2 separate regions of the Homo sapiens genome follow, and region 2 is linked to region 1. A link is a loop called in an ENCODE intact Hi-C map of the cell type or tissue named here. Cell type or tissue: transverse colon. All regions are shown on one strand. Links, peaks and the distances in the headings refer to the core of each region. The heading gives the core; the rest is flanking DNA.

Evidence for each region. Hi-C counts contacts between places; a loop is a spot of excess contacts. Peaks named below come from ENCODE experiments on the same cell type or tissue, not always from the same donor. Only the 100,000 strongest peaks of a DNase experiment are listed, where the experiment ranks them.
Region 2: a loop joins it to region 1, with 2.9 times the contacts of the local background. A loop is called at or near these places in 1 of 110 quality-filtered maps.

Annotation. Positions count from the first base shown.
Region 1 is chr4:114,621,594-114,638,680 of GRCh38, reverse strand. UGT8 (UDP glycosyltransferase 8) reads right to left here. Exons shown (of 6, transcript NM_001128174.3): 2 at 14,979-15,802. The coding sequence starts at 15,800. Among named protein-coding and RNA genes, the nearest start is that of MIR577, 27 kb to the left of the region's middle. In transverse colon, for the core only: no CTCF peak of the experiment used is centred there; no DNase peak of the experiment used is centred there.
Region 2 is chr4:114,553,680-114,570,766 of GRCh38, reverse strand. It overlaps LOC105377380 (a long non-coding RNA gene), which reads left to right and starts at 12,041. Exons shown (of 6, transcript XR_939093.3): 1 at 12,041-12,395; 2 at 15,136-15,218; 3 at 15,816-15,949. RefSeq lists an enhancer at 7,953-8,796. In transverse colon, for the core only: no CTCF peak of the experiment used is centred there; DNase peaks (open chromatin) are centred at 7,182 and 8,966; H3K27ac peaks cover 2,681 bases.

The DNA.
Region 1 (17,087 bases), core at 151-8,150:
ATGACCTAAAATGTCAGTCATGTTAGGAGGAAGGAGCTCCTTGCTCTCTGTCACAGGAGATGAGTTTAAAAGTGACAGTGTACAGTGTCTCACACGTGGTGACCTTCAATAAAATACTATGGAAAGAAATGAAATGAGCAAGGAAAACAGATGGAGGGAGGACAGATGAATGCTCCTAAAATTTGCCTCGTCTGTTAATGAGCTTTAGTTACTGGGCTCTCCAGAGGGTCTTGATGTCAGTTACCTAGTAAACATTTTCTTAGCACAGATCCAAAAGTCAGGGATGGAAAAACTACAGTGGAACACCCTTGGAACCCTCATGTAAAAAGCTCATAATGACCCTGTTCCTTACTCCCAGGCCCTAATGTCATACTCTTCAGCACCCTATGCTTTCCTTCATAGCACTTCTAAATGTTGAATAATGGGATTCGTAGTTCAATGAGGGCAAAAATCAACTGTGTTCTGCTAAATCTTGTCTTCTCAGGAGCTAACACAGTCACTGGATTTAAATGAATACATGATTTACTATTTTTAAGTGTCATTTTCCGGTCTGATCATAATGATAAAAGGGTATTTTTTGCTGTTTTAAGTAAATAAAACAAGCACCACATGTCATTCTAAATGTATATCATATATGTATTCTATGGTAAAGTTAATTTCAAAAAAATCTGCCAGAGGTTTAAAATATATTAATCTGGTAGAAAACAAGTATGAGGTTACGTATTTTAGCCTGTAATTCTGAAGGTTCGTTTAGCCCAAACTCTTTATTTTGCAAATGAATAAAGTGGGCCTATCATGATGAAGTAGTTCTGGATCTCTCTGTTCTGTCAGGTTATTAAATTGTCAGTATTCATTGCTTTCAGCATGCCTGCCTCAAAAATGTACTTGCTGTTTTTAACCTTCATAGGCTTGGAAATAAAATAACCAAGCTGTTTAGCAGGTATATAATTGGAATAAATTAACTCTGCGTGATGAAGGCCTAAGGGCAGCTACTGTGAGTCAAGTAAATAAATGTTAGTTCCTGGACATTTTGGCATTTATTTTGGCCTCTCAAATGTCTTTGTGACTTTCTTTCTAGCTCTTGGTGTCGTTCAGGTAAATGAGACCTCCAGAAAAAGTCTGTTTATTACTGGAGTTAGTAGAAGAAATGACACCAAAACTCTAGATCTTTGGTTTTCCATTAAATGTTCTCTTAAAAATGCAGCTCATTTAAAACTAAGTGTGTACTTACTGAATTTCAGGAAATCGCAACTTCATTACTTCCTAAAATGTATATTTCTAAACAAGAACACATACTCAACAAAATATGTACAGTCTAAACAGCAACATGGGATGTGTCCGGCCTATTTTATTCTCAAATCAGAAAAGAAATAATTAAACCTACAGGAGGATGTTAAGCACCATGCCAGGCACTGTAGCATTGTAGAACTCACAAAGACCGTGAGATGTGAGATGCAGATGAAAATGCTGCCTTACCTCCTTCCTCAAAGTTTGAGCCATAATCGCCCGTAGGAGTGGACCATAAAACTGGTATTAGGGGCATTCATATTGTGTCCTCCTAATCCTCTGGAACCATTACCTCTCTGACTTTTACTAACCAGATTATGCTGCTGGTATTGATTCTTTTGACTAATGCCTCACTGTTACTAGACCTCCAATTTCAGTATAAAATATTCACTACTGCTTGAAAGGTAATATGTTAAATTGCTATCAGCCATTAACACATAGTGTTGAATGAATGTCTTTTCCCTCATTCTTTGCTGCAGCTAAGTGTATCTGAGGTTTAGAAACAAAGCGGTTTAAATTTAAGAAAATAAAAACACAGAGAGAGAGAAGGGAATAGGGAATTTTGGAGCCTGAGCCACAATAAGGTTAACTGAGGATGCTACAGTTGGTTTGTGGCCACAGGGTTCCAATGTAGGGTAAAACAAAGCAGAGTGGAGAAGGCAGCGGGAAGTTTGGGGGAAGGGAGAGGGGGCAGCAGAATGCTGAAATGGAGCAGAATAGAAGAAAGTAAAAAAAGAGAAATCAAAGGCTAAATAGAAACTTAATTTTGATAAGGCTGGCTATATTTTAAAGAGATTACGGATTTCTGTGAAAGGATAATATCAAGAAATTATTTCTAGTGAGTTAAAACATTTTGTTAAATATTGCCACATTCAGCACAAATGCTTATAATGAAACACTAATGCGTAAAGATTATTTATTTATGGTTCTCAAACAGAAATGGTATTGTATCAACTCCACTGGGTATGCTTTGTCCGGTTTGATTTTCTAATTAGCAATTCTTAGCATGATTAAATGCTAAATACACAGCTGTGTAAGGCTTCAGCTGGTAGTAACCAGTAGTGCCTAATACTGACTTTTTAAAGAGAATAACAAAAGTACTCAAATACTGGATATAAACCTTTTGAGGCCTTATTCCCTATTCAGCTGAAAGAAGTAATCAACATAAGCACTGATTGTATACAATATGTGAATAAAGCTTGTATCTATGTATTATTTGACATTTCTGTTAAAAAGTTATGTGGACTAGATGGAAAATAAGCCTAGCTTAAATAATGTATTCAGCTGAAATCACATATATATTACCATGATTTCCATTAAACCGTAATTTTAAAAGACTAAAGTTATTACTAAGCAAGTCTAGAGGGATAAACTATACCATCCATATCAAAACATTATCAGAATCCCATATGTTCTGAAAAATGAGCTTTTTTGTATTCATATGAAAAGTTGTATATAATCTAGTACATAAATAATTTCTCTTTTCATTCTTACATTATCTCTTCTTGTAACATCTAATGCTTCTAAAAATTGGAAACAATGGAGACTTTTCTGTCTTCATAACAGGAAACTGATTCAAATTACACATCAGAATACATTTCTGCTCTTTAAATTTGTAAAGATCTGGTAAACAAGCCTCATTTGAAGTTTTATTTACAAAGCGATATACTTAAAACTTAACTGAAATAAATGGATCTTTTTTATGAGGGGGGAAAGCATTTGAACTTTACCAAAATAAATTTGCAAAAGCTTGAAGCATTTTTCTATAATTTCAATTTTTTCCTTAAAATGTTTCTAAATAAATATTTTACAAAATCTTTTCCACAAATTCTCTATCACAAAAAGCTGAAAGGTATAATTCTTAAAAGGTAAGAAAATTATGTATATGGCTTGATGCATTTCAAAATTCTCTTTAAGATTATAGTTGAAGAAAAAAAGTCTTTCAATAAAAATGGTAATTCAATTATATTCACTGGGGAAAAATATGTACTTTCTGTATTGTACAAAATCAAATAATATGGTGGCTTGAATTTTTTTTTTTTTGAGACAGAATCTCACTCTGTCACCCAGGCTGGAGTGCAGTGGCACAATCTCAGCTCACTGCAACCTCTGCCTCCGGGCTTCAAGTGATTCTCCTGCCTCAGCCTCCTCAGTAGCTGGTATTACAAGTGCGTGCCACCATGCTCAGCTAATTTTTGTATTGTGAGTAGAGATGGGGTTTGATCATGATGGCCAGGCTGGTCTCGAACTCCTGACCTCAAGTGATGGTGGCCTGAATTTTTAATCATTGGTTTTTAAAAAACAAATATTACTTGTCTTAAGTCTATTTCTAATTATTGTTCATGGTTTACTAAAAAAAAAAAAAGCTTCACTAGTACACAAATTGTAAAACTGATCCTTTTCTATGCCTCTCACTTGTCCATCCTCTGCAAGACTCCAGCTTTATGAATTATCAGAGATCTGCCAACTGCACTAGAAATAAGAACGATTTAAGAATGGAAGTCTGTATTTTAATGTATGTATAAGGCTCAAAATTTTCTCTTTCACACCATCACTGAAGTGGAAGCCACTTTAAAGACCGTCCAAGCCCTATCACTGACCCACTCACAATTTAGTGATAAAAAAAGGTAAAGTGATCTTGTCAAGGACTAGATATTCACCTGGTTCCCAGTGAGTACTCTGTCACCTCTACCAATGGTCTGATGCCACAAATGTAAGAAGATTGTTAAAGGAGAGTATAAGTTTAGTCATTTATTACTATATATCTACTTAGCAACAACTAAAATTGTCCAGTGACTCAGGACCACAGGTATACATACCCAACTAACTCATGGAAACATCCAATTCACCAACACCAATAAAGGATGGACCTATGATATCACTTTTTCTAGTTATCCTTTATCCTTTCCTAGTCATGACTTCTCAGAATTCTTGGAGACTCCTCTTCCCTCCTCCTCTTCCTTGGAGAGTCGATAAGCCACTGCATTTATTTCCATGGCTTTACTATAATCTCTTGGAAGGTAACTCCCACAACTGAATACCCAGCATTGACCTTTCCTATCAACTCCATGCTCACATGTTCAAACATCAATTTGACTTTTGAATCCACTCATATACCCACAGGTTTCTCAAATTCAATATGCCCCCAACTAAACAATGTATTTTCCTAAAGAACTTCTTCATCCCTTACTCTTTCGCATCAAGGAAATGCCATCCACCAGTTGCTCAAGCAAGAAAACTGGGTTTTTTAGAACCGCCCATCACTCAACTTCACCCCATTCAATTCTACCTCCCAAATATACTTGGAATTATCCCACTTCTCACCATCTCTGCAGCCATCAATGCACCTCTGAGCTACTGCAACATTCACCCAATTGATCCTGCCTGTCTCCTCTCTTCCCCTTTTATTGTTCTTTTTCCACAAAGCAACCAGAGTGATCCTTTTTTTTTTTTAGACAGTCTCACTCTGTCCTCCAGGCTGGAGTGCAGTGGCGCCATCTGGGCTCACTGCAACCTCTGCCTCCTGGCTTCAAGTGATTCTCCTGCCTCAGTCTCCCGAGTAGCTGGGATTACAGGCACACACCACCACGCTTGGCTAATTTTTGTATTTTTAGTAGAGACGGGGTTTCACCAAGTTGGTCAGGCTGGTCTCGAACTCCTGACCTCTTGATCTGCCCACTTTGGCTTTCCAAAGTGCTGGGATGACAGGCGAAAGCCACCATACCTGGCCCAGAGTGTGGATTTTCTAAAAGTAAATCCAATCATGTTAAAGCCCATCTAAAGCCTCAGAAGGAAATCCAAACCTTGGACAGTGAACAAGGCTTTGCATGATATCATCTCTGTTCATCTCTCTAAGGTCACCTCAGTCACTCTACCCTAGCTCCATGCCATCAGCTTCTCAGCCCCCACTGATCTTTCTCAGTTCTTCAAAATGTAAAGTCCTTCCCACTTTGGGGTGGGTGTTGGTTGCCTGGAATACTCTCCTTCCATCAGCTCTCTCCACTTTCTCAGGAGGCATTACTCTGATTGTCTGAGAAGACTCCTTATTTTCTATCACTGCATTCTTTTGGCTTCTGTTACAGCAGTTTAGCTTTGGAAATATGCATCATATTAATTTGTTTACATCTTTATTATTTCCCCTATTAGACTAGAAGCAACACAAACAAAAAAACCATGAACTGCACTTAACATTGCTAGCTCAGTGCCTGGCACATATTAGGTACCCAATAAATCTGCACTCAATGTATAACTAAATGGCCATCTATCCTTTTTAAGTGTGGCCATCTCTTTGTGATTTGTAAAACCTTTTCAATGTTATACATGTGAAAAAGTTCTAAGAGGACTTTGTAGTGAAAAAAAAGTCAAGTCGGTTTATCTGTTTCTCATCATGGCCTGAAAATGGTAGTCAAGGAATTTAGTTAGCCCCAAGGTTTTAACAATATTTATCAAGTCAATTAAGTTGCTTTTCACTGATAAAAAGTCTGGAAATGCATAGTGTAATAAAAGTTTTATTCCATTTTTGCAAAATAAATTAGGCAACTGTATTGACTTTTGCAACTTCGGATTACGTTAATTCAAAACATATGTATTAAAGCCCATACTGTGCAAGTACTGTCGTACTAGGAATGAAAGTGGGTGGGACATAAAAGTTGACTGACCTGAGATCCCTCAGTATTGCTTCCTCCATTATTTGTTTCTGAAATATTTAAAATTCCTTAGAACCTAATGTTTTTCTTAAAGATCTGTGCAAATCAAATCTTTTTAAATGCTATCAGAAGACCTTTTCTCTAAATCTAATTCAGTATAAAATGATTCAATAGACATTCATTAAGTAGTTACTATATTCAATGAAGTAGAACCAAGTCAGCTTACTTTGTAAAGTTTATTTTTACTCTATCACATATCAAGGAAGGAAAAAAGCAGAAGAAAATCAAGGGAAGTTAGTATCCACCACGTGGTCTTAAGTTTCCCCTCCTGCATTTGAACACCATAATTTTTCTGAAAATCCACCCTGTCAAAAGCCACCCAAATGAAATACTATATGTAAATGACCACTTTTATAGGAACTTCTTTGAAGTTTTAGGACAAAGGAAGACATGCTTGTCTGTCTCTTTTTCTCTCTCCTATCTAATAGCATTTTCATCTCTCACAGCTCTTTCTAGAATGGATGCTCTGTTAACCAGCTAATTAACTCTCTATGTTTATATTAATCAGAATTCTTGAATCTTCTCCTAGAAGTGGTTCCTACAAACAGCAATAAATGCTGCTTTACCAAAATATACTCGAAGGCCAAAAGCAAATGGTGAAGATGAATTAAAACAGGGAGAAGAGTTGAAAGTTATTAGTTCTGAGGCCCTTACCTATTACTGACATGGCTGTACATGGCCACTCTATTTAGATCTATATCTTAAAGCAAGAACTGATCATTCAACAGCATCATCTTAGTTTCACAAAGTGGAACTGTAAGGTAATGAGCTGTTCAGATCTACAGTGTAATCCAGGGCTTTTCTAGTTCTTGAAATCTAGATACATATCCATTTGTTTGGGTGCAATTTACACTGAAAATAACTTTCTAAAACAGAGAAAATCTTTAATTACCAGAAAAAAGATTCTCATACAAAATACATTACGCAATGCTATTAAAATTTATGGATCACATGGATTGTATGAGTTTAAATTAATGGTTCTCAAATAGTGGCTGGTCATCTGACCAACAGTATCAGCATGACCAGGTAACATGGTACAAATTATTAGACCCACCCCAGATCTACTAAGTGGCCTACAATCACGTGCCGACAGGAATTTCATGGAATTCTGATCTAAGCAATACTGAAAGAGAATACAATACTGAAGGAAAATACAAAGGATACAATGGGACATTACTTTTCTTTTATTGTTGTTTTTGTTGAGATGGAGTCTCACTCTGTCGCCCAGGCTGGCGTGCAGTGGCACGATCTCAGCTCACTGTGACCTCTGCCTCACGGGTTCAAGCGATTCTCCTGTTTCAGCCTCCCGAGTAGCTGGCACTATAGGCATGCACCACAACAACGCCCTGCTAATTTTTTTGTATTTTTAGTAGAGATGGGGTTACATCATGTTGGCCAGGCTGGTCTAGAACTCCTGACCTCAGGTGATCCACCTGCCTCAGCCTCCCAAAGTGCTGGGATTACAGGTGTGAGCCACTGAGCCCTGCTGGGATATTACTTTTAATGACAAAAACCACAATTACTTTTGCACCAACCTAATAAATAATATAGGAAGAAGTCAGTATAAATATTGGGGTTGGTTGCCGAGTCTGAACCTTAGATCTTAGAAGAAACTACTAAGGCTTTTTTGGCATTTCTAGGTTACTGAGTCTAGTTCTTCAGGGTCTGAGTGTGGAGGAGATTCAGTACAATGCTGGGCTAGAAGGAAGGCAATCATTTATTTGCCTAGAGTTCTCCCTTAAACTCCCTCAAAAATGAGAATCACAGAGTCAGGAGAATGGATAGGTGTGGAGCCAGCAGAAGAGGGGCTGGAGTCCCAGTTCCTCCACTGAAAGGCCTGAAAAATCAGTGTCCCAGAGGTTAAAGAAGCCAGCATTCTGATGAAGCTACTCCCTTAATTCTTCTTTCTACCCTAGAGAAGATATATCTATCAATTTCTGTTCATTTCTTAAGAAACTCCAGGTGATCTAAGAACCACGTATCTCACACAATTGTCATCGTCCTTCTACTTCACTAAGAAAAATAATGGAAGAAAGAAAAAAAAAAAATCCCCAAGATGGAAACAGAAGTACCAGTGTCAACAGCCCGAATGAAGAGAGGTGAAACCATAGATGCTCCACATCCCTCCTACATCTCTATCCACTCTCCTGAGAACCATTCTTCTCCTCAGCATGTGGAAAATAAGAAATGATCAGTGATTCCATACTCTTGGCTCACTGTAAGTTACAAGGGTTATTACAGTAATAATAAGAGTAATAGAGTAATAACTGCCACCACCAGGTATTGTCGTGGCTCTCATATACCAAAAGTCCTCTGAAGTAAGTACTGACATGCTATCCTCATTTTAATTAGGCTGATTCCTTTAACCAAAAGAGTCGTATGAAGATAAGACTAAAAGTCAGGGCCATTTGACTAAAAAAGCCCCTGTTTTTCCATTTTGGTATTTTGTACAAGGAACAATACCTGGAAAGGTGAAATACAATTTTTCATATACAAAGCCAGAAAATAGGTAGTTTGTCTTCAGTGCCACTGATTTGTCACAAGCTCATGCTTACACCACAAAATCTGAGCTCAGAAATAGATCTGACAAACCCTTTGGCAGTAGCAATTTAAATTTCATAAATAGACCTGTTTGGCTTAGAATAAGAGTATTTGTGAAGAATATCATCCCCCAAAACTGGTGTCAACAGTAATTTAATTGAGAAATTTGTCATTTCTAAAAATTATCAGTTAAAAATATTTCCCTTAAAAATATTGCCAGTATTTGACTTAATACCTAAATGAACAATTCTCTAGGGCTTATTAAAGCTTAAAAACTTAACAATGTGTGCTGGAGTTAAAATCATGTCAGATCTTGCAATATCAATTCAAAACAAGTTTGTTTGATTCCGTTCATATATTGGATCTCCTATCATATCAGGAAATCCTTGTAAGCCCATAATGCTTACAGAAGCAGATGACAAGCTATTAAAAACTACAATGTTGCTTAGAAAATTTTTGTATCAGTGAACTGAACAGTTAAGTCATTGATAGTTTCAACAGTGCTTGATTTACTTACTTCCTGGATAGATTTCTTTAACAAGAAATTTGGTTACTTACTATAAATTTGGTTTCTTACTACAAAATAATAAGAAAATACATGATTAACCTATAAAGCATCTGCAAAAACATTTTACATTAATGAGTTCCCTTAGAGAATTTATTTTTTCTGCCAAACTATCATTTAACAGTTCATTAAATATTAAACTTTTATTGAGTGCCAACCACTTTTCAGGCATTCAGGGTATAGAGTACCAACCTTTTGAGGTACTCACATTCTAGTTAAGAGAGCCATCCAACAAACAAACAAACAGTAGTTAAAGTACTAACATTTCTGAACTCAGAATTAGTAACTGGAATGAAATTATTAGTCTCTTCTAAACATTGTCATCCTCAATTTTCTGACCCCCACATAGCTAACAACATAGCATAGTACTACTATATAGATGAAGCTTTACATCTCCAGCTTTAAATTTCATAAGATAACAAATTGCATATGTAATTATTAATAAAAATGGCCTTAATTTTCCACATCTGCTGCAACCCTGGATCAAGTCTTTTACCCCCAAGGACCCTGGTCTCATATCCAAGCCTAGAGACTTCATTCATTAATGGTGAAACCAGCTTTCAATCACCATATGTAATAGGAAGTAATGGCTTCTATGTTAATCAGGAATACCAAGTATGGAAAGTCACTATTTTGTTTCTTCATTTCATTTTTCTTCTCATAAACTTACCTGCTCACAAGTGGCTAATCTAATAACTCTGTTGCTCAATCTCTCATTGTCCCCAAGATCATTCTCTGAGGGAGTTCCAGCAAATAACAAAATGACAAACAGTGAATATCTCCTGGTCTAGTCCCTGGTCCCATGTGCTTTCTTATCTCTGTTTATCTCTTATCTCTCCCCAAGACTATGCTTCCTTAAATAAAAATGTCTCCACAACTGGTGAACTTAAGATGCCATAAATACTCCTAATGTGGAAATATAGTATCTCTGAAGAGCACCAAATGAGTGCCATGCTGCCTCAAATCATCTTTCAAGACAGCAATAGCTGGCCTGACTTTCAGCACTGCCCCTGTTTATATGCATATTTGGAAGAGAGAAAAGACTATTTTAGTTCACAATTGGGTAATGGTATGGTTATCTTCTTTCCTCACTATCAGTAACATTAGAATAGTTATTCTAATTCATTAAAATAACTTAGTACCAGCTGGGGCAGTGGCTCATGCCTGTAATCCCAGCACTTTGAGAAGCCAAGGTGGCTGAATCACTTGAGGTCAGGAGTTTGAGACCATCCTGGCCAACATATCGAAACCCTGTCTCTACTGAAAATATAAAAATTAACTAGGCGTGGTGACATACACCTCTAATCCCAGCTACTTGGGAGGGTGAGGCAGGAGAATTGCTTGAACCCAAGAGGCAGAGGCTACAGTGAGCCAAGATCATGCCACTGCACTTCAGCCTGGGTGACAGAGTGAGACTCCATCTCAAAAAATAAAAATTAAAAAAAAAACTCAACAACTTAGCATGGATTTTTGGGTTGCTTAATGGCTAGGACAGTATACAGACACAAATTTAGAACAAACAGATGATAGTTATAATATTAACATTGTTGCACTAACTGAATCACCTATTTTTGGCAACTATTTCTATTTGATACAGTTCATTAAATATTAAAGTTTTATTGAGTACCAACCATTTTTCAGGCACTCAGGTTATAGAGTATCAACCTTTTGAGGTACTCACATTCTAGTTAAGAGAGCCATGTAAAACAAACAAACAACAACAAAAACAGTACAACAACAGCAAACAGTAGTTAAAGTGCTATTAGGTGCTATAAGAGTTCAAGGCTGTAGAAGTTGAAAAGTGGCAGAGAGCAACTGCCTGGCAGCGTAGGCCATTTCAGCCAATGGGAAATCATCTAAAAAGTATCACTTGAAACATTTATTTTTAATAACTATTAGATTCCCTAAGTAAACATGTACTATTCTTTGGTGGATTATCTGCTAATAAAATTAATAAAAATTAAAATCACTTTCCAATTAGATGTCATTATTTCATTCACATTTAATATTTAAAGGATCTATTTGGCCAGGCGCGGTGGCTCACACCTGTAATCCCAGCACTTTGGGAGGCCGAGACGGGCAGATCACAAGGTCAGGAGATCGAGACCATCCTGGCTAACACGGTGAAACTCCATCTCTACTAAAAATACGAAAAATTAGCTGGGTATGGTAGCACTAGTCTGTAGTCCCAGCTACCTGGGAGGCTGAGGCAGGAGAATCACTTGAACCTGGGAGGCAGAGGTTGTAGTGAGCTGAGATCATGCCACTGCACTCCAGCCTGGGTGACAGAGCAAGAGATTCCATCTCAAAAAAAAAAAAAAAAAAAGAATCTATTCAAATAGGGACCTGTCTACAGACCTCCTTCTTGATCAAAGCATTTTTATTTTTTAATCTTTATCCATGTTCTCTACTGGCCTGCAATGATAGAGTAGGTAAACCACTATATGAATGTGATCCAACTCAGAATTCTTCCCCTTAGTCCACATTGTTTAAAGACTCCTATTAGAGGCAGCCAGGTAGTAGATGATAAGTTGTCTTTCCAGGCACATTTCTAACATGGATTTTAAAATGATTTCTACTATCAAGGCACACAATTTCTTCACTCTACACTGACACAACATTTTGTAATCAAAAGCATTTGAACTTAGGCTGATTTAGTTTATCAAATCTCTAAAGCATAAATAAGAGTCCATATGGTTTCATTTGACTTGAGTATTAAGCCCTGACAATCTTTGAGAGACATAAAATAAATAAGATTCAAAAAACTGCTGTCTCTGCATGGTTTTATACACAATTGTAAGTAAGTAAATGACTAAAATTAGTGACAAGAGATGCAATCACCTTGAAAAAACACCTAATAAATAGCAAAACAATCCACATTACACCTGACTTTGCCACAGACTATCTGTGTGGCTTTTGATGAAGTCTTTGTATCTACTATGTGAGAAATGGATGGACTATTCCCTATCTCTATTCTACCTACTTTAAAGGAAAGAATAAATAAAAGGAATGGAGCCGAACTATATGCTCTCTACAGGATTTCTTTAGGATCAAACATTGTGAAAGCTTATTTAAAATGTCCTTTATAAATTTTCTCTGCCCTTTCATCCCAGGTTGTGAAATTCAGTCCCACTGTAAAATCATTTACAGACATCTGGAAAACCTAATCTATGCCCAGTGTAAGATACCAGGGCAATTAACAATTAAGCTGCTATATGTGAATCATGTGTTCTACGCAGCTACTTTCTGGGCCTTCCTGTGTTACTGTCACAACAATGCCCTGTAAATAATACAGGCATTTGAGAAACTCATTAACTTTTAGAATGAAAAGGTACAGTTTATTATCTCAAATAAATCTACTAGAAAAATCTCAGTGGGAACATGTGTTCATAAGCATATAAAACCACACCAGAATAAGGAATACCTGAAAGAGTACTGCACATCATTCTTCAAAATACTCCCTGCTCAAAAACTATAAATAACATTCTGAAATGAAAACAGCCCTTCACAATGATAATCTAATAGACTTCCAATAATAATAATATACTTATCTATGTCCACATACTATATATAACACATGCACACATGCCATGTCTGTGCATGCAACCAAACTAACTGGCACAAAGCAAACTTTGTAAACAAAAAACGCATTTCAAAAGAACCACTACAAATAGCCCAGAGGAAAAAGAACTCCACAAAGAAAGTCAAGCCAGTGTCAAATGAGAAATTATGGCAAATTAAAGGATATTTTGAGTAATACCTTATGTCGAGCACCAAAAACCACTAAAAAGATGTTTTTCATGTAAAACAAAATAGTGACACTAGTAAGGACATCTGTGTGCAGAGGAATCCATGACAGAAAAAAATGCTTGGATGGTAGAAAAAAAATTATCACATGCTATGCATCTTTTTGAAAGGTAGAGTATTGAAAATAAAACATAAAATATTTTCCTACACTTATACTGTGTCATTCAAGTTGCTGCAACTCAAGACAAATATACAGCAGGAACTGGAAGGAAAGAAAAGGCAATCAGGACAGGACATTCCTTTTTTTTTTTTTTTTTTTTTTTTTAGACAGGGTCTCACTCTGACACCTAGGCTGGAGTGTAGTGGTGTGATCTCAGCTCACTGCGGCCTCGACCTCCTGAACTCAAGTGATCCTCCCACCTCAGCCTCCTGAGTAGCTGGGACTATAGACATGCATCACCATACCCAGCTAATTTTTATTTTTTGTAGAGACAAGGTTTCACTATGTTGTCCAGGCTGGTCTCGAACTCCTGGACTCAAGTGATCCTCCTGCCTTGGCCTCCCAAAGTGCTGGGATTACAGGCATGGGACACCGCGTCCAGCTCCTTTTCATCATATACTTCTTCTTCAATCAAGTGACTGAAGAAGAGAGACATCACCCAGATGAAAACCAAAGGGAGCTGGCAGAAGGGGAGTGTTCTAGCTCGGAAAAGATGATGACCTAGAGAGAACAAGGATGATTTGTGTAACATTTTAAATGACTCAGTTAAGGTAAAGACACACCTTGATTACCAAATCTTTTAGAAGCTACTTCTAAAATCTGATTTTAGCTACCTTTAGGAAGGTGACTCTGCCAGAGAAGATCTGAGGATTCAAAATGAGCTTGGATAAATTCAAGAATGGCTAAGATAAGCTGAGATTAATCCCTATCCTTTACAGTTGACGTCAGAGAGAACAAGTGTGCCCTCATGGCCTCCAGTGGCTGTATATATTTGAAATGCTGTGGGTGTACAGGCCATTTCTGTTTCCATGTTATATGAAATATATCGATATATTATTTATTAATTATAACTCTAATGGCCATATTAGAAAAGCCTACAGGTCGTATATTTCTAATCACCTTATTGCCTCACGACAAAATTCAGCCATGTGATTGTCCTCATCTATACGAGAAAATCTGGATTTACTCTTCATCAAGGCCCTGATAGAATTTTTAATATGTAGTACCAGAACTAGAAATCAACAATTTAGCAAAATTGTTTTGAGTGGCTATTTCCAGAGGTAGGATTAAAAGTAACTTGAATAAAGTCCTGCAACAAGCCCTACACTTCCTAGTAAATGGGATCTGATGTTGAGGTTAAATTGAGAGATTCAATCTGAGGTTAGAAAACTCACTACAACAATAGGTATGTGTATGGCTTCTGCTAATGTGGGATACCTAATAAAAAACAAGGATGGTGAACAGAATACCAAGGGATTTACTGTTGGCTCAATCAATAAAAAGAATTTAAGTTTCACATAGAGAACAGAGTTTCTTAAAGTGCCATTGATTCCATCATTGAAATGAAATTGCAATAGAGCATGCTTTCCTTAAAACCATTACATTTACTTACTAGCTTAAATTAACCAACTCCCTACTTTGATGGAAGTTACCACCTCACTTTCATTATTGGACATAAACTAGTGGTAATAACCTCCCAGAGAAGAACCTCTGTTCACTGACCTGAAGCTAAACATATATACCTGTTAATTGTGCTATTTGGGGCAGAACAGAGGGGATTCTGTGTGTAATTAAAGATAAAATCACTTATACTCATTAAAATTAACCATTTAACTATATTCTCCTCACATACTATAACTATTACTTAATCAGAAAACTACTTCCCAGGCAGTCTATTGACCATATGGCATAGTGGTCTTTTCAGTATTACAGAAATGCTCATTCAAAGCAGGAATGTTTCCCAGGGAAGTGGTGGACCCACATAAAGGGACTTTGGAGGCCCCATGTCCTAATCACCTTTTAGTGTACTGTATATATACAATATATATAAATAACAAATCATATCTCTTCCAAAAATCAAAATTGACTTTTACATTAAAAAAGAATTACCAAGGAATTCGGCAAACCTTACTTCTGGTAGTGGGCTGGCTGGTTTGGTTAGGATTCCTCCTACATAAACAACATTAGGCAGAGTGGGTCTTGGGAATTCCAGTGCTACGTCAGTACACAGCATCCACAGGCTGGACCCATGAACCAAATCATACATGGACTTCTCTGGCAGCAGGTTGTACTTCTGCATTATCCTTTCATATTTGGGAAGAACCAGAAAGCTGACCCCTAATCTGGAAATGAGGTAAACACCGGTATTTTTCATCCTTTGCAGCAAGTTCATGCGGTCTGTGAGGAGTGAGTTAAACTCTGGGACGTATGCTAATGGAGCAGGAGCACCCACTTCAGCAGGATACCAAAGGCCAGTTGAAAATACAGCATATTTAACCCCTAAAAGATGAGCTATCACAAATCCACACATATCATTAGGGTCCACCAGCAGCAGGTCAAATTTTTCTTTCTTCAGACCCTGGATCAGGGCATGGTTGCCAACCATCAGGTCACAGTTCTTAGTATAGTGATCCAGTATGTCAAACAGTTCGATTGCTGTCAATCTCCCAGAGAAAATATTCCGCATCTTGGACTGTAGGAAAGCATCTGAGGTGGTACTGTTAAAGATCCCTGGGTAGCGCTGGAGGCTGTAATGATTAGATGGGGCGATGTCTCTGCCTTCAGAGAGGAGGAACACTGTATGGTGGCCTCTCTCGTGCAAGGCTGAGGCTAGCGTCTTGAAAATGTACATATGGCTTTCAAACATAATTGGCGGCACGATGATGATTTTGGCAGCCTTCGCTATCCCAACAGCACTCCACAGGAGAATGAAATATGGAGTGTAAGACTTCATAGCTGTAATAACAACCAGAAAACAACTTAAAACAAAATACAATGCTCACCATTCAAAACAAGCAATCACAAAGCATTTTTCCCCAAAAATATCTGATCTAATACTTTGTCTAAAAAAAAAATCATGAACAGACACTTCTCAAAAGAAGACATTTATGCAGCCAAAAAACACATGAAAAAATGCTCACCATCACTGGCCATCAGAGAAATGCAAATCAAAACCACAATGAGATATCATCTCACACCAGTTAGAATGGCAATCATTAAAAAGTCAGGAAACAACAGGTGCCGGAGAGGATGTGGAGAAATAGGAACACTTTTACACTGTTGGTGGGACTGTAAACTAGTTCAACCATTGTGCAAGTCAATGTGGCGATTCCTCAGGGATCTAGAACCCAGCCATCCCATTACTGGGTATATACCCAAAGGACTATAAATCATGCTGCTATAAAGACACATGCACACGTATGTTTATTGCGGCACTATTCACAATAGCAAAGACTTGGAACCAACCCAAATGTCCAACAATGATAGACTGGATTAAGAAAATGTGGCACATATACACCATGGAATACTATGCAGCCATAAAAAATGATGAGTTCATGTCCTTTGTAGGGACATGGATGAAATTGGAAATCATCATTCTCAGTAAACCATCGCAAGAACAAAAAACCAAACACCGCATATTCTCACTCATAGGTGGGAATTGAACAATGGGAACACATGGACACAGGAGGGGGAACATCACACTCTGGGGACTGTTGTGGGGTGGGGGGAGGGGGGAGGGATAGCATTGGGATATATACCTAATGCTAGATGACAAGTTAGTGGGCGCAGCACACCAGTATGTCACATGTATACATATGTAACTAACCTGCACATTGTGCACATGTACCCTAAAACTTAAAGTATAATAATAAAAAAAAAGAATGCATTCTATAGTATTATACACTAACATACAAAAAAAATCACTATTAAAAATTATCCTGATATTTGTTCTAATTACCTCTTTATTTTTGAAAGATCAATTATGTTTAAGTATAGAATTGAAAGCAAAGTTGACATAAACTGAAATATATTAAAAATGGATCTGTTTGGGAAGAAAATTGAATCAGTAAACTATTTTCAAACATTTGAAATAACATTTTGATAAGGCTGAATGACACATAATATATCTTTTTGGAAGAATATCTATGAAATATCTATGGAACATCTGTTCATCTTCTAATTGAATGTCAATGTTAATCCCAGGAAGAAGAGCTGACCTTTTTAATTTCCAGGTATATCA
Region 2 (17,087 bases), core at 5,477-13,476, 73 kb after region 1:
ACATGTGCTGTATGGTAAAAAAAAAAGTTGCAGAACATATGCTTCCCCGTTTCCATTAAAAAGAAATACTAACCATCTTTGAAATGTCAGCTCCGTGGTGAGGCATTCCTGAAATGATCTCCCCGACTTCCATCATGCACCCATAGCTCTTTGGTCAGGTCTTTCTCTTGAAATTAATAGAGTCTGTGCTGATTTAAGTACATCTCAAATTCCTTTAAGAATGTGAGTTCCTTGTAGACATGAATGATACCTTTTCATTCTAATATTTGATCTTACCTCTTATAACTTCCCCTCAAATCCACATACTCACACATAATCATTTCCTGAGTGAATGTTGAAAGAAAACTATAACCTGATATACTTACAGAAAAAGAGACTTGATGTTTTCTAAAATAAGAAACCATAAAGAAATACTGATACAAGACTTATGATGGCAATGCAAGATGTAAAAGATGCTATGCAAAATAAACAGAAAGGTAATCAGAATGTGTGATATAAATATGTTGCAATGATAAGAGTACTCAGCCTGTGCAACATGACAAAACCCCATCTCTACCAAAAATACAAAAATTAGCAGGGTGTGGTAATACATGCCTGTCATCCTAGCTACTCAGGAAGCTGAGGTGGGGGGATTGTTGAAGCCCAGGAGGTTGGGGCTTCAGTGAGCTGAGATCGTGCCACTGCAATCCAGCCTGGGTGACAGAGAAAGACCTTGTCTCAAAAAAAAAAAAAAAAAAAAAAGTCAAAAAAAAATACTTACTGATTCTGATAGACATATTTTATTAAAATCAGGGAATTCATGTTAGTTATTTATTTAGGGGAAACTATATCTCTGCTTCTGATAGCTACAGAATCAATAGCTTTTACACATCATCAAAATGCCTTTTGATCATCACTTGAAAGTTGCTGCATGCTTCTTATTCCTTGTATCAGTTAGGATGCTCTCATCAGCAAATACTGCATTACACATCTACAGTAGCATAAATAATAAGATCTTGATCTCATATAGTAAGAAGCCTGGAGGTTGGAGATCCGAAGTTTGGTGCAGTGATTCAATGGTGATATCAGGATTTAGGCTTTTTCTATCTTCTACTTTTATGGTTGCAATATGAATGCCATAGCTGCACATCTAGTATTCCAAGCCAGAAGGCTAGGCAAAGACAGGAACAGAGAATTTTTTTCTTGAGCACTTCTCTTTTATAAGGAATGTCTTTATTAGAAGACTTTTTTTTTTTTTGTGAGATGGAGTCTCGCTCTGTCGCCCAGGCTGGAACGCAGTGGCGCAATCTCGGCTCACTGCAAGCTCCGCCTCCCGGGTTCACGCCATTCTCCTGCCTCAGCCTCCCGAGTAGCTGGGACTACAGGCGCCCGCCACCACGCCCAGCTAATTTTTTTGTATTTTTAGTAGAGACTAAAAATTTTTAGTTTCCCCATGTTCGCCAGGATGGTCTCAATCTCCTGACCTCGTGATCCGCCCGCCTCGGCCTCCCAAAGTGCTGGGATTACAGGCGTGAGCCACCGCGCCTGTCTAGAAGACATTTCTTAACAGATTTCACTTCTCACTGGCCAAGTTATAGAGTACAATAACTGACATGAAGGAAGCGTACTGCTATGATGTACCCAGACAGTTGAAATACACCCACTAGGGCTGGCACATCATGCCTGAACAAAATCGAGATTCTATTAACAGTGATGGAAGAAAAATAACTCTTGGAAAAGAAACCATTAGTGCCTATAACATCACAAAAGATAGTCTCTGTAATTACTGTGATATAGACAGTAGATATTTGTTGGCCTTGATTTCATTAATTAGTAAAAATACCTGAAAATCCATTATTGCTTTAATGCTTACCTTCAGATGATTTTGTTAAAGCTTGGGTGAAGTGGCAGTAAGAGCTGTGAAATGGCAGAGATAATCATTACATTTTAACTCTCAATGCCTATATCAAGTAATATAAATTAATGAAACATCATTTTAACAAAAATACCAGAACTTAGACATACACATGAATGTTTTCCTATAAAGTACTTACCTTGAGAAACTGAATACTTCCAAAGTAGCCACTGGTCAAAGAAAGCCAGAACTAATCTTTTTTTCTTCTTCTTCTTTTTTAAGACGGAGTCTCGCTCTGTCGCCCAGGCTGGAGTGCGTGCAGTGGCACGATCTTGGCTTGCTGCAACCTCCGCCTCCCAGGTTCAAGTGATTCTCCTGCCTCAGCCTCCTGAGTAGCTGGGATTACAGGTGCCCACCACCACAACCAGCTAATTTTCATATTTTTAGTAGAGACAGGGTTTCACCAGGTTCGTCTCGAACTCCTGACCTCAGGTGATCCACCCGCCTTGGCCTCCCAAATTGCTAGGATTACAGGCGTGAGCCACCGTGCCAGGCTAAGAACTAATCTTAAAGCATTGCCATTAGCCTATGGCATAGCTCTTAGGACTAATTTTAGTAATAAGAAATCTTTGTCTTTCGTGAATAAATTTGCTTATTGGAAATACATAAATGCTATTTTGAGCCAAGCCCGGAGAATTGGATAGGTAGTCAAGCTGTGTATGGCAATATTTTGGTCCAAAAATAGTGACTACTAAGAAACATCTTATATGCTTATTATGGCTTGTTAACATATTCTAGAAACAATTCCAAGTGGAATATTCTAAACCTACTTTGAGAACAGACAGGAAGGACATCCCGAAATCTACCTGAAGGGCAATATTATTTTATGCAGTTATATTAGAAATTATGTTTAAAATCAGTTTGTATGTGTATAGTTACCTTCAAAAGAAACTAATTTTAATACTAGCCTCAAACATATCAGCTTAGCATAAAATATATATATTTAAAACTGTATCTTTGAAGTAAGATAGTTATTACAGACATTTCTCCTAAGTGCTCAGAACATAATAGGCACTTGATAAATGCTATTGGATAACTGAGTTGCAGTCAATCTTAAGTAAGTAATAGATTGAAGAACACTTGCTTGAAAATAGAAATTTATTATGATTTTATGATTATTACCTGGTAGCAAATGTAATCTTCCTATTGACTTAAAGTGTTGGGAAATTCAGCTTATGGGGAAGTAGCCTACTTAAATGTGTCATAATAGACCCTATATTTTTCATTAGGCCCGCTACTGTCATATTCAAAGATATACTCCTACATGAGAAACTTCATAATATAAAATAATTACCTAGGTTTTTAGAAGCAATATAGATTACATAGATCCACAATTGCATATCTGAGCATGGACTTGGCCCACACATTAGTAGCAACAACAAAAACGTTATAGATTATATAGCCATCGTAGTTGGCACAGCCCTTCACAAGTTAAGTAGTTTGCTCTGCCGTGTAAATGTCTTAATTACCGAAGTAAGTAATTAGAAAACCATAAAGTTATTTAGAACTTTAGATGTTCACTTAGGAGTCATATAAGTAGTATTTATGAAAATTACCCCGGAGGAGCAGTAGTGTAGTTTTCGTAACAAAATAGTTGAATTTGATTTTAACTACACTTAAAAGAAGGGAAATCAGTCCACAAAGAAAGTTAGTATCAGTGAGTATGCCTCCCAGATGTGGAGTTACTCTTCTTTTTAACTTAAATATATGACAATAACAGGCAAATATAAAATAGTGAAGGATGATCAGATATTTTGAAAGTATAACTGACATAGGATCTTAGTGTATTATGTTTATATTAATTTGATGAATATTTATTGTACCCCAGTGTAAGATGTTTCCATAACAGATTGTTTGCCTTTGGCCTGTTGCATTTTCCTACTTTGTTTTTCCAAAAAAAAGTTATTTTAACTTTCCTATTTATATTGTAATTTAACACACACACGCATACACACATGCACATATATATAACACAGCACGTCACTCTGGGCATAGATGTATTTTTAATCACGAGGACCCTAAGTTTGTGCCTTGCCTACACATTACTTCTCTTAATATGGTAGAAGTCTATGTAGAGTTGGAAACTCTACTAAATTGAACATTTCTGAAAAACTTCATCTTACTCTGACATTTAGCAAGGAAGATGTTTAGCACATGCTTATTTATTGACCTGATCTGGCCTGGAAGATAAGCACCCTCTCTCTGCGTTCTCTCTACTTGTACAACTTTAGAAAAAAGCATTTATTCTTCTTGAGTCTTTTTCTCCATTTGATTAATGAACAATTTATGGATTTTCTGTATTTGCTATGAGCAGCCCTATTTTGCAATTGTATACTGTCTCTGCTAAAATTGACATCAAGAATCTCTGTGTTTTCCAATTATTCACCCCAAAGCTAGTTTCTTCTCAACACATACTACACACACATATAGACACATTTATATTTTGGCATTCTTCCTTTCATGTTAGAAAATATTATAAAAATACTCTCTTGCCCCTTTTTAAAACCTGTTTAATTATTTTTTTAAGTTTACCAGTTAAATTGTCACTGAATGAGATTTCACGTATGAAGTCCAAACACATTGCCTTGCACAAAAATTCCATAAGCTGCGATTATGATTACTATTCTTAGCACTCTCCCATTTTAGGAAAAAATTAAATAATCCAGAGGAAATGAAGAGTCACAAATTTATAACTTTACTCTCTTCCTCTATATGTATATAATAAAGTAATATTCATGTTTAGAAAGGCAAATATCTGCTCAGTTACTTCTCAACAGCCATTTCAGGTGGTGAGAACTACTCAAGGAAGAAATATGAAGATTTACTGTCAATCCTGATGACTTGAAATACCTGAGCTACATCAAGACTTTTACACCAAAGCAGAATAGAAGGAGGAAATACATAATAACTGCTTTTAAGAAATAGCCAATTGATTAAGCATTTATTTTGCAGACTCTATTTTATCGCAATAGTAGTTTTTACCTGAATTAGGTTAGTGTGTGGTTCTAAATCTGGACACTTTCTTCTGTTGCACTAGTATCTTTGCTTATCTTGTACCTGTATTACATTGTTTTAATCACTTTAGCCTCATCATTTTTCTTTTCTTAATACAGTTTGATTACACAAAGTGTAAAGAATTATCATCATTATGTTATCATTATTTCTCAGGTACATATGGATGCATTTTCTTATTTAATGATGATATCATGCAAGGTACCGGTTCCCCAGGGAAGACCAAATAGCTTTGAAAGCCTTGTCTCAGGAGTCATTTGTAGAATCATTGAAGGCAGCCTGATGATAAATCTCACATGTACAAAGAAATAGTAGTCTAGGCCAAAGTTTTCCTTATTGGCTCAGAGAATGCGAGATAATTAAAAGCAGGTCTGGAATTGAACTAAGAGGCTATGTTTCCTGGCCAATGATGTTACCCAACAAATAATCATGTATGCAAATTACATACAAAAATTTAATTTATCTTTTATAATTAAGTTGTTATTTCAATTGTAAATAGAAGTCAGGAACATCTAGAGTCCTTTCACACTGAAATGATAACTCTGCTGATATGTTCATAATAATAGTTCTTTCATCTCTGTAACACAATGGATGTAGAAAGCCAAAAAAAAAAAAAGAGGGATAAAAAATGATGCAATGGGTTTGAAGCATCACTCCTTCAGTCTTGTAGGTAGGAATGCCCAGCTATTGGTGAAAATGCTATATATAGTATATATAGCTTATATATTATATATGACATATATATATGTGTGTGAAAGGATTTTGAAAGTATATAATACACACACACATGATTAACAGCATACTATTCTTTTCCTTTCTCACTTTGTAATCTCTGTTCCAATATGTCAAGGTGTTTAGCTCAATGTGAAACAGATATTAATTAACCAGACAGACCTGAGCCACAACAATGCAAAACTATAGAACTGTACTTCTCAACATGTGTATATTGAGTCTTGACTCAGCACCCCACTGAGTTATTGAGAGGGACTGAAAAGAAGCATATGAGATTGTCCTAGTCATTTCAAGAGATGGGACTAAACATTCTCACTGTGCAATATGAAGATCTTTAATATGTTCCTTGAATATCAGCTTCTCCATTGTCACTAATGTTGCCAAACCTTCATTTGTAAATTCTTCGTTTTTAATTTTAAAAGGTAAGTAGTATGCCTCTCTTCTTGCAAACTTTGCCTGACTCACTTTAGTTCTCTTTCCTTCAGAAAATATCCTCTGAGCTCTTCTCAGGGTTGGTTGTTCATCTCTACTATATCCTTATACTTCTCCTAGTGTGGCCCTTATGCTGCTTTAATGTAATTGCTTAGTTGTTTGCATCCTTAAGCTAAACTGTAAATTATATAATGAAAAATATATGTACATAATGGGAAAATGATGAATAAATGAATGATAGTTGACTTTCAAATTCCTGTTGTTTGAAATGTGCATATTAATTTCCAGGCATGTTACTGAAAATCCAATACTTTCTAGTTCAGAAATTGAGAACTGAGCTACAATATAATCAAAAGATTTTACTTAAATAATCAAGTCACTGTCTTGCTATATGAAGCAAATAAAATGTGTAGCTGTTAACATTTGTTACATACTGCTATGCCTGGCAGCACGCTAAGCAGTTTACTTCGTTATCAAATTTACTTCTCACAGCAACTTCATGATGTTGACATTGTTCCCATATTATACCTGGGGCCAATTGATTTTATCAAGCATAAGTAGCCAAAGGTCATATAGCTATTAAATGTTGGGGTCAGGTGCTAAATTTAAGCAATCTACCAGTCCCAGCTCTTATCTTCCATGCAATATACTTCTTGTCACTATGCTACCTGCACTAATTATTAACCTATATCCCAGCTTCAAAATACCTTTCTCTCCTCAGCTGGCTTTGAAATTCTAAGGCTGGAAAGCCACATTTCTGCTTTTCTAGCTGGATCTATGCTAGGCTCTGCCAAGAGGGGATGCAAGAGGGTGACTGCAAGGCAGGAGGTGGAAGACAGGAGACTTTCCAGGCTGCTTCCCGTGGGTTTCCTGTATTCTTCTTATCTGGTCGTGCTCCCACTGGGCATATATTAGCTGGGCATAGTTCCCCACTGAAGCAGCAGAAGTCCTTTTTGTAATTGCATAAGAATGTAGTTTGTGGTTTTCCAACACTTGCAGAATCAGCTTTATCAAGCTCCTCTCCTCAGAGAGCCAGGTCCCACTCCCGCAGGAACCCTCCCCTAAGGTCCTCAATGTCAATGAATCACTGTTTGTTCTGACCTAATTAACAACTTCATGCATAGGAGCAGTCTCTTCTGAGTGGACATTGACCCACACCAGGTCATACATACAGCTATTAAGTGATATATTCAGAAACTAAAGTTGGGCCAGTCTCCCAACCACAGCTGTTATCTATTGTGAAAGATTCTTATCACTGTGCTAACATATGTGATATTCCACTTGTTTGTCATCATTTTCTAAATAAATAATAGTAGGAGGTAGAACAGCAAAGAAATAAATTAACAAAAACAAGTTTAAAGCTTAGAAACTCTCATATTTAAATCTATTGTTCATACAATCACATGGATTTCTTTAAACAGTATTTCCAATTCTAATATAGCCATATAGATAGATATAGAACTGGATATATGCCTATAACATAGCTAATACATAGCCATATATAAATAGATTAGCTAGATATATAGTGACTATATTATTAAAACATATAAAATGTAGCCAATATATCTCTCTATATACTCATATAGAGGGAGAGAAACAGATATCCACCTAGCTAGCAACTAATTTGGGCTTTCAGGTGTCTAAAGTGGTAGTCAGAAACATAACTTTTCACATCTACAATGGATAATTAGAATGTCTATACTTTTTTCTATCCAGAATAAATGCCATAAAGAAATTTGTGAGTTTTCTGTTTTCAGGTTTAAAACTACTAGATTGTTGTTTTTGCTGCTACTGCTCCTATTATTTTCCACACCACTGCAATTGTAAATATAAGTGAATTTTTTTTTTAAGTTCTTATTTGGAGAATTTTAACAAGTGATAGATATGACTTTCATTTGATCAGCAAACATTTTAATCACTTATATGCTAGGTACTGTGCCAAGTGCTAGTTTTATAATGCAAATAAGACAGAATATGCAGTTCCTGCCCTGCTGTTATGGTCTAACTGGGTTAAATATTTAAAACGTGAGTACTTTATAGAGTATTTAATGTTTATGTATTAGCTTTTGGGGTTATTTTTTGGAGGAAGAGTGAGAATAAGAAAGGACCTCTTAATATGCAAGATAGTGTGAAAGGAAAATAAACCTTGGAACCCCAAAATCACTGAGCTAAAGGGAAAAGTCAAGCTGGCAACTGCTTAGGGCAAACCTGCCTCACATTCTATTCAAAGTTAGCCCTCTGCTCACTGAGATAAATGCATATCTGATTGCCTCCTTTGAAAAGGCTAATTAGAAACTCAAAAGAATGCAGCCCTTTGTCTCTTATCTACCTATGACCTGGAAGTCCCCTCCCTACTTTGAGTTGTCCTGCCTTTGATTCCAGTTGCCTTGCCTTTTCGACTACTGATTGATGTCTCATGTTTCCTTAAAATGTATAAAACCAAGCTGTGCCCCAGCCACCTTGGGCACATGTTGTCAGGACCTCCTGAGGCTGTGGCACAGGCATGCATCCTTAACCATGGCAAAATAAACTTTCTGAATTGACTGGGACCTGTCTCAGATATTCAGGGTTCATTTGGTAACTATGAAGAGATTCTGAGTGGAGATGCCCCTGACCTTTGAAAAATCTATGGGTGCCTGGTACCATCTTGAGCTAACCTTATGGCTCAAACCAACAGGACAATTTGCCGAGGCCTGGAAGCACCCCCTCCAGAGAATCCCTATTCTCCCAAAATTTGGTTGAGATCTAATGTTTATTTTGCTGTACAACTCTTTTTTGTTTGTTTGTTTTTTGAGTTTTACTTGTTTCCAACAAGGAAGGCAAGTTTTCCTCCCTCCATTGATACAGAAGGCAGGGCTCCTTGCCAAACTCCACCCTCAAACCTGGAACCTCAGCCCTAAGTGAAAACAGCTGACCCTGATACAGAAGGGCTGGGCTCCTGGCTACACTCCACGCTCAAGCCTGGGACCTAGGCCTTAAGTGAAAGCAACTGACCCCATTTTTCCAAATGATTGCCTTTTTGACCCACCCTGCCCCCTATCCTGTGCCCATAAAAACCAGCCCAGCTGGCAGAAGAAAGCTACAGCAACACAAGCAGCTGAGCCTCAGGGATACAAACTGCTGAATGTCGGGGATAAAAGTGACTGAGCAGTGAGCAGAGAGGTAACTGAACATTGGAGACTATGGATAAGGATGGCTAACTTCAGATGGTGCAGTTTTGGAGGGGAGCCTGGCCAGAGATGGCTGGGCTTCAGGGAAAAATTACCTTCTTCCTGCACCATCTCCTAAGGCTAATGAGAAGCTCAAAAGAATGCAGCTATTTGTCTCTCAAGTACCTGTGACTTGGAAGCCCCCTTCCCAGTTCCAGCTGTCCCATTTTACATATGTTGACTGATGCCACGTCTCCCTAAAATGTATAAAACCAAGCCTCTTGAGGCTGTGTCACGGGCATGCGTCTTCAACCTTGGAAAAATAAACTTTCTAAATTAACTGAGACCTGTCTCACATTTTCAGGGTTTACAAATTTACTGTTAGCTAAATCTTCTGAGTTATTGGCAAAAATACCTATGTATTTAACTTTGAGGGTCTTACTTAGGTTTAGGTAAGCACCTGATGTTCACAGACTACTAAAAATGTGTTTAACAAGGAGGTAACTAACTTTAAATGATAGTGTCTAATATCTCAGTTTACGGAAGTAATCTAGATAAACTGATAAAAGTAAAAGAATTGAGTACAGTGAATGGGATAACACTTTAGGTAAACTTTTTATTTAAATTAAAATCTTAAAACATTTTGATGCTCATTTAATATCTGCATCATTTCCAGTTAAAGGGTTATGATATGGGGAACCATGTTTCTAAAATTGTGGATTTATTCTTATCTATTAATGCCCATATCTGATGGTTCAGGATTTCTTGCTTTTTAGGGTTGCACTAAAATTTTAGTTTACTAAGGAAATGAATTCTACTTAATACATAATTCTGTATATCAAATGTGTCAGAAAAGGTTATGTTATTAGTGAGGAAAAGAATAATTTTGTCTAATTCAAAAGTTACCTAATAGTTCAAATTACCGATTTGAAAAGGTTGTTTATGAAACCATGTAGTAACAAACCAGAAGGTGGGGAGAAAGATGTGGGAAATGTTTAGATTATAAAATACTCTTTAAAACCCAGTAGAGAATTGGAGACATTTGGCTAATTAACATTTTCATAGTTAAAGCTCTGAGTCTTGATTAAAGTAAAATAAGAAGTATTGTTAAAAAAAAAAAGCATCAGCAGTTTGGCAATTCTTTTTGTAGCAATTCAAATTTCATATACATGCTTGCGTTGCTTTGCACTATGTTTACTGTTTTGCGTGGATAGTGCCGGCACTGGAGTACTTATTGGTCATGTACCTAAAATGAATTTCTTAATTGCACAGGATTGTATGATATTGGTAAACTTGAGGATATTGAATTGTGTATTAGGAATAAAATATTCATTATGTGGGTTTTTAAGGGCCCTGGATAACACTATAGCCTCCAGGGTAGATTGAGTAGGAAAAATTTAGGGTCGGTTTCCTATTTGTTTTGGCTACCAGTTTTCATTCATTTGCTGTTTATTCTTTGGCTTTGCCTATGTATGCAGATATAAAACCATATATATATGGTTTTAGGCTTCCTGACACTTTCTGTATAAAACCATATATATATGGTTTTATATCTGTGTATGTGTGTGTATGTGTGTATATATATATATATATATATATTTAGTTTCCAGTGGAAGGCCTTTATTTGGTTCTTTAATAGATATTTTGTTTCCTATGCATTTCTAGCAAGTCATCATTTGTTCCACTTATCTGGAATTCCTAGGCTACCTTCATCAGGCCCCCTAGGTATTGATGGAACACACCAGCTTTTTAACCTTAAACTAACTTTTTGGATTTTAGGCTTCCTGATACTTTAAGGGTGTTGAGTATACTCTTGTAAACATAATTTGAGTCATATTTCTCTCTAATTTCTCCAAAATTTGTAAACTATTTGTGAATATTCTTAATTCATGGCAATGTATTTGTTTGCATATAGTTTAGCAGGGTTGCTAAGGCTGCTCAGGGAGAGAGAACTCAGAAACCTGGCATGCTGGCAAAAGGGTAAAAATTTCTTACCAGTCAGACTCTGGCCTCTCTCTCTCTGTGCAAACTGGATAAATAAATAATGAAAGTTACTGTTAGTGTTTATCTCCTCTGTATAATTTTGATTAATTTAAAAAAAATTCTGAGGCTAATGTTAAACTGTAGTGAATATGTTGTGTTTTGTACGTCTTTCTATATTGCTCTGTTATAAAAAGGGACATCTTAGAATAAAATGCATGCCTATGACCTCATCGGCCCTCTGTTCAAGATGGCCCAGCAAACTGGCCCACCACATTCTTGGGAGATTGACCTTGTAACCATGTGGCTGTGCTTTCTCTTTTTACAATGGTAACCGGGTTAGGGTTCAATTTCTGACTTAGGGAACAATTCCTTTATCTTCTGTCTATATTTAAATGTGTTATATGTGTAATATGAAAGAACTATAATTAATTGGTTTAATAATAAGAGCTTCAATCAAATATTTTGTCCGAAAAGTGTAATGCCTTTTATTTAGTTCCTGTGACTTAAGTAATCTTTAAAAAAGTTTTAAAGATTATTGGTAAAATAAAAATCTTCAAAAATGTAAACATTTCATTTAAATATGCAGATCAGATATTAGGTTTGCTAAATGCTTTAAGGTCATAAACTACTTCTTTGACTTTTAAAAAATTGTTCAATGTATTTTGGAGCATTTGATTTTAAATAAAGCCTGGGGACATAGGAAATTAGCCATGCCCCCTAGCTATGCAGAGAAGGTTACCAAAAAAAAGAGGCTTTATATAAGAAAGGATCTTGTATGGTAAATTTTTGTCTTAAAGTAAAATAACTGGTTGTTTAAAAGAGGGATGTTTAGGACAAGTCAGAAAGTCCAAGCATGTCATGGATAGTCTATGTAAGTTGTGAAAGAATTTATGAAAGAGAGTTTATGCAAGAAATGTACAATTTAAAGGTCATTTGGCCTCCTGAATGCTCAAAAATGTCACTATGACTCTTAACTGTACAACATGCCTGCTTTACAGCTAGGTAAAGCCTGGGACACTTGGAGGTAGACACTGGAAAGAGTCAGAACTTATCTGCACTTCTGTCTGAGTCCTAGGCTCCACAACTAATACATACTTCAAGTCCCAAACTTAACAAGGTTTTGGCCAAAAGTAAAAGTCGCTAAGCGTTAACATTGTTATTGAGACTACTGAAGAAACAGTTTTACATGCAAGGTATGTAAAAAAAGTGAAATGTGATTTAGTAAAAGATTATAAGAAGGCATGGGAATGTGGATTTTTTTTGTTGTTGTTTTTGCCTAAAGGGTTAAAGGATTGTTTTAAGTTAGGATAAAGCTAAAGGTTTGAACAAGTTGTGGAAGGGTTGTAAAAAAAAATTAATCTTGTAAAACACTATGTGTATGAACATACTGACTAAATTTAAAGGGTCATTTTCTGGTTTCTGCATAAATTGAACATTGAAATAAAAGCACAAACAGGGTTTTCTTAAAGCACTGATCTTTAACAAAAATTTGTAAAGGCTTATAAAAGGTTTATGAGAATCTCACCTTATGATGATACTGATTAAAATTGGAAAGATTTGTCTATAGGGTTATTAAAAATTGGAGCTGACATTAATGGTACACTAATGCAAGGGTAAAATTTGGCTTTCTCTCTTGAACAAGATTTTCATGTAATATTAAAAGATAATGAAATATTTTTGTTTGGCTTTTGAATAAAATACCAAAAAATTAAATAAAAGGAAAGGCAAGAGACCAATTATTTGGAAAGCTAGGTCTTCTTCCCCTATCAATGAGTAAAGGTTTTTGCCTTTTAAATTTTTGAGTCATCATTTTGGCTAAATGAATGTCTTATGGTAACCTGGAATTCTATTTCATAATATCAATGTTTTAAACGTTTAACATATTTGATAGGCCTCCCAAAATCAAATTTCATCTTCAAAATAGCCTTTTCTGACTTCTAACTTTGAGATGCTGCAGAAGGCTCTTGAAATATCCAAAAGAGAGGTAAATAGGATTACTTGACATGTTATAAGGGAAGCATTGTCCAAAAAAAAGTTTAATCTTCATTTTATATTTTAGTCAATGATATTAATATATGTTACAAAATCATAAGGATTTCTTAAATTCTAATATGTCTGAGTATATGCTATCAATTATAATTATGGTTATTATATTAAGTTATTGTAAACTACAGAAATAACCAATTTCCTTGTATAAAGCTACTAATCCAAGTAGAACAAACAATTAATTGAATACCAAGAAAATATGTCATCAGATTTTCATGTTTTACCAGCAGATATGGAAATTGTTTAGATATACAATTTGAACTCCATGGTCTAGGTCAAATTACCTTGACAATCCATCAGTTATCAGTGCTATGCACCTAACTTGGTAAAACAACTGGTATTCAGGAGGATATAAGTCTAATGTTATTTAAACATGGACTCATGGAGAACCAGGATGATCACCTTGTCCTTCCTGAGTCCTTAAAGCTTTTGTTATTAAAAGTTCTACATTCCATGATTCATCATGGAAAAAATAAAATCCAAATTGAATATATTTTTGTGGTTACTTATCATTTGTTAAAATAGTTGATAACCAATGTTTGGTCTCATCTTCCTGGGAAAACAATTAAAGCTTCAGGTACATTTGGTCACCTGATGGATGATTTAAACATTTTATATACGGATTTCATTCAATTGACATTTTCAGTGCATGTTTTCTTGTTGTATAAAAGCTTTCCCATGCAAGAAGGCTGATGTTGGCTGGGCATGGTGGCTCACGCCTGTAATCCTAGCACTTCGGGAGGCTGAGGCAGGAGGATCACAAGGTCAGGAGATCAAGACCATCCTGGCTAACATGGTGAAACCCCATCTCTACTAAAAATACAAAAAATTAGCTGGGTCTCCTGGCACACATCTATAGTTCCAGCTACTGGGGAGGCTGAGGGAGGAGAATTGCTTGAACCCAGGAGGTGGAGGTTGCAGTGTGAGCCAAGACCGCACCATTGCACTCCAGCCTGGGAGACAGAGTGAGACTTCATCTAAAAAAAAAAAAAAAAAAAAAAGACTGATGTTATAACAGTAAATTATTATGCTACAATGTATTTTTGTCAAATAAAGAAGCCTCTTATGACTGAGGACAATCAACCCCTTCACAATCTAGAACCCAAAGATTATATCTTCTGAGAACATCAGAGAAAGACTGTCCTTGATATCCACAATACGGCAAAACTTCAGGACCTTAAACCTTGGGTTCATAATCTCACAATTGAGCAGTGTCCCATCACACTCTTGGGACTGTACACCCCCTGAAACCCTTAAGGTAAAGCTAATCAGGAAAGTTACTCCCCAGAAAAGATGGCATCCTTGATCTGAACAGCTTTTCCCAAGATCATGGGTCAAGACTTCTCTACTATTAAGAGACTTATCTTTGAATTTTTTTTCCTTGCTTATGCCTCTATGAACAATAGAAGTGGAAAAACGTGTCTGTTATGTGGGCTTATGGGGTAGACTTTTATTTGTGAAGGAGTTTTCAGCCAGCCTATATATGGATAACCTTATATATTATAATCAATCAGAAACAGAACATTGGTTCACTCCTCTAAACTCATATTATGGGTTAAAGAGCACATTGCCAAGAGGCCTTCACTCTTCTAGAAGGGCATCATTTGTTAGGTCCTTTTTCCATAGTTTGGAATAAAAGAAGCAATGATTAGAAATCTATCCTTTGTGATAGGCTTTATAGAAGATTCTACTGTAAAAGCTACAGTTACACAACAGGTTTTAAATTCTCTTGTGAAGGTTATGATAGAATTGTCTGAACAGAGAGGTATCTGTGCAGCTGCTGGTACTCATGGCGTATGGAGAAAACATTAGATATTACAGAGATTCAGTCATAGTGTACAAAGTAAATGACTTTGTAACTTTATTTTATTCTCTTCATTTACATAGATTGTACAACAAATAATGAATGGAAAACTCTAAAGGGTATTTAAACCCCAGAAAACGGATTAATGAAGCCACTGCTTAGTTAAGTGAGTAGACTCTTTATTTAGCTCATTCTTTGATCTATTTGATTTTAGGAGGTTTGGTTTATAGAGACCCTGGGTAAGAAGCATACTCCAAACTCTTGGTATTATCCTAGTGATAATCATAATAATAGTCTCACTGGTGCACTGTATTCTCTCAAAGATTTTAAATGTTTGCATACAATGGCCTCTAGAATGTCAAATGGTCTCTCTTTAACTAGAATGACAAGAGCTGAAAGAAATGTGTGACCATGAGGACGCTATAATCTATGAATGACATGCTGAGACCAGAGGCCCTAAGTTTTGGTCACACTCTCACCTAAGTGAGAACGTGACCAAAAAGGGGAAATTTTTTAAAACAATTATGAGAGGTCATTGTTTTGGGCTGAGATCATGCGCTAGGCCCCAACACACCAAACCTAAACCAAAATGGAGTTGTTCATGCTAAGACTTTAAGGAAAGACATAGATCCTAGAACAGACCACAGACTAGATTTTGCTTTTCTCCTGCAAATCTCTATAACAAACATTCCTGACAGCATAGGTATCCACTCCCTTAAGTCTCCATTAAATTTTTTAACCAAATTCAATTCCTCTCACCTAGAGACCATCAAGCTTCAGATGATCATGCAACAAGTGTTCCAGCCAGTTCCGGGTGAAGTCACCACCTGTGGCCATCAAGGAACTACCCTGACTCCACTAGACAGGGCAGGGCAAGAGTTTCATGATCCCCAATAGGTAGGTACTATACCCCAAGCCAGCATGAAGCTGTTACAGAAGGAAGACCATCAGTTTTTCCATCTTCCATAAAGATTTATGGGGATCACATCTCTCAGGGGGAAAAAGAGGCAGGAGATTAGGGTCTGGAGGCAGAGAACATAAGGTCAATTCACAATGACTTCCTAAAACTGATTTAAATGGAAACAGTTTTGATTTACATGGAAACCCTTCAGCTAAGACAGGAAATACCTTCTTCATTTACATAGGGCATACACCAAGTAAATGACTTTGTAATTTTACTTCATCCTCTTCATTTACATAGGTTGTACAACAAGTAAACAATGGAAAATTCTAGAGGACATTTAAACCCCAGAAAATTCTGTAATGGGTCTCTTGAGCCCCTGTGCTTAGGCCTGCTCCCACCCTGTGGAATGTACTTTTTTTTTTCTTTTCTTTTTTTTTTTTTTTTTTGAGACAGAGTCTCGCTCTGTCACCCAGGCTGGAGTGCAGTGGCACAATCTCGGCTCACTGACTGCAAGCTCTGCCTCCCAGGTTCACAGCATTCTCCTGCCTCAACCTCCTGAGTAGCTGGGACTACAGGCGCCTGCCGCCACGCCTGGCTAATTTTTTGTATTTTTAGTAGAGATGGGGTTTCACCATGGTCTCAATCTCCTGACCTCGTGATCCGCCCGCCTGAGACTCCCAAAGTGCTGGGATTACAGTCGTGAGCCACTGCGCCCAGCCTCTTTGTTTTCAGTAAATCTCTGCTGTTGTTGCTTCATGCTTTCCTTGCTTTGTTTGTACTTTTTGTCCAGTTCCTTGTTCAAGAAATCTCTGCTGTTTTTGCTTCATGCTTTCCTTGCTTTATGCTTTCCTTGCTTTGTTTGTGCATTTTGTCCACTTCCTTGTTCAAGATGCCAAGAACCTGGACACCTTCAACTAGTAACACCAGCACACTTCAATGCACTTCACAAAAGCCCTAGGCCACAGCTCAGTTCTTTCTCTTAAGAAAAGAAAGAAAGAAAAAGTGGGAAACAAATGATCTAAGAATGATAATGAGAATGACCCCTTTTCACCATTCCATTAGTTTTATGGCACCTCTACTTGCTAGAGTCAGTGTAAAATGGAAATATTAAGGTCTTTGTGCACATTTACT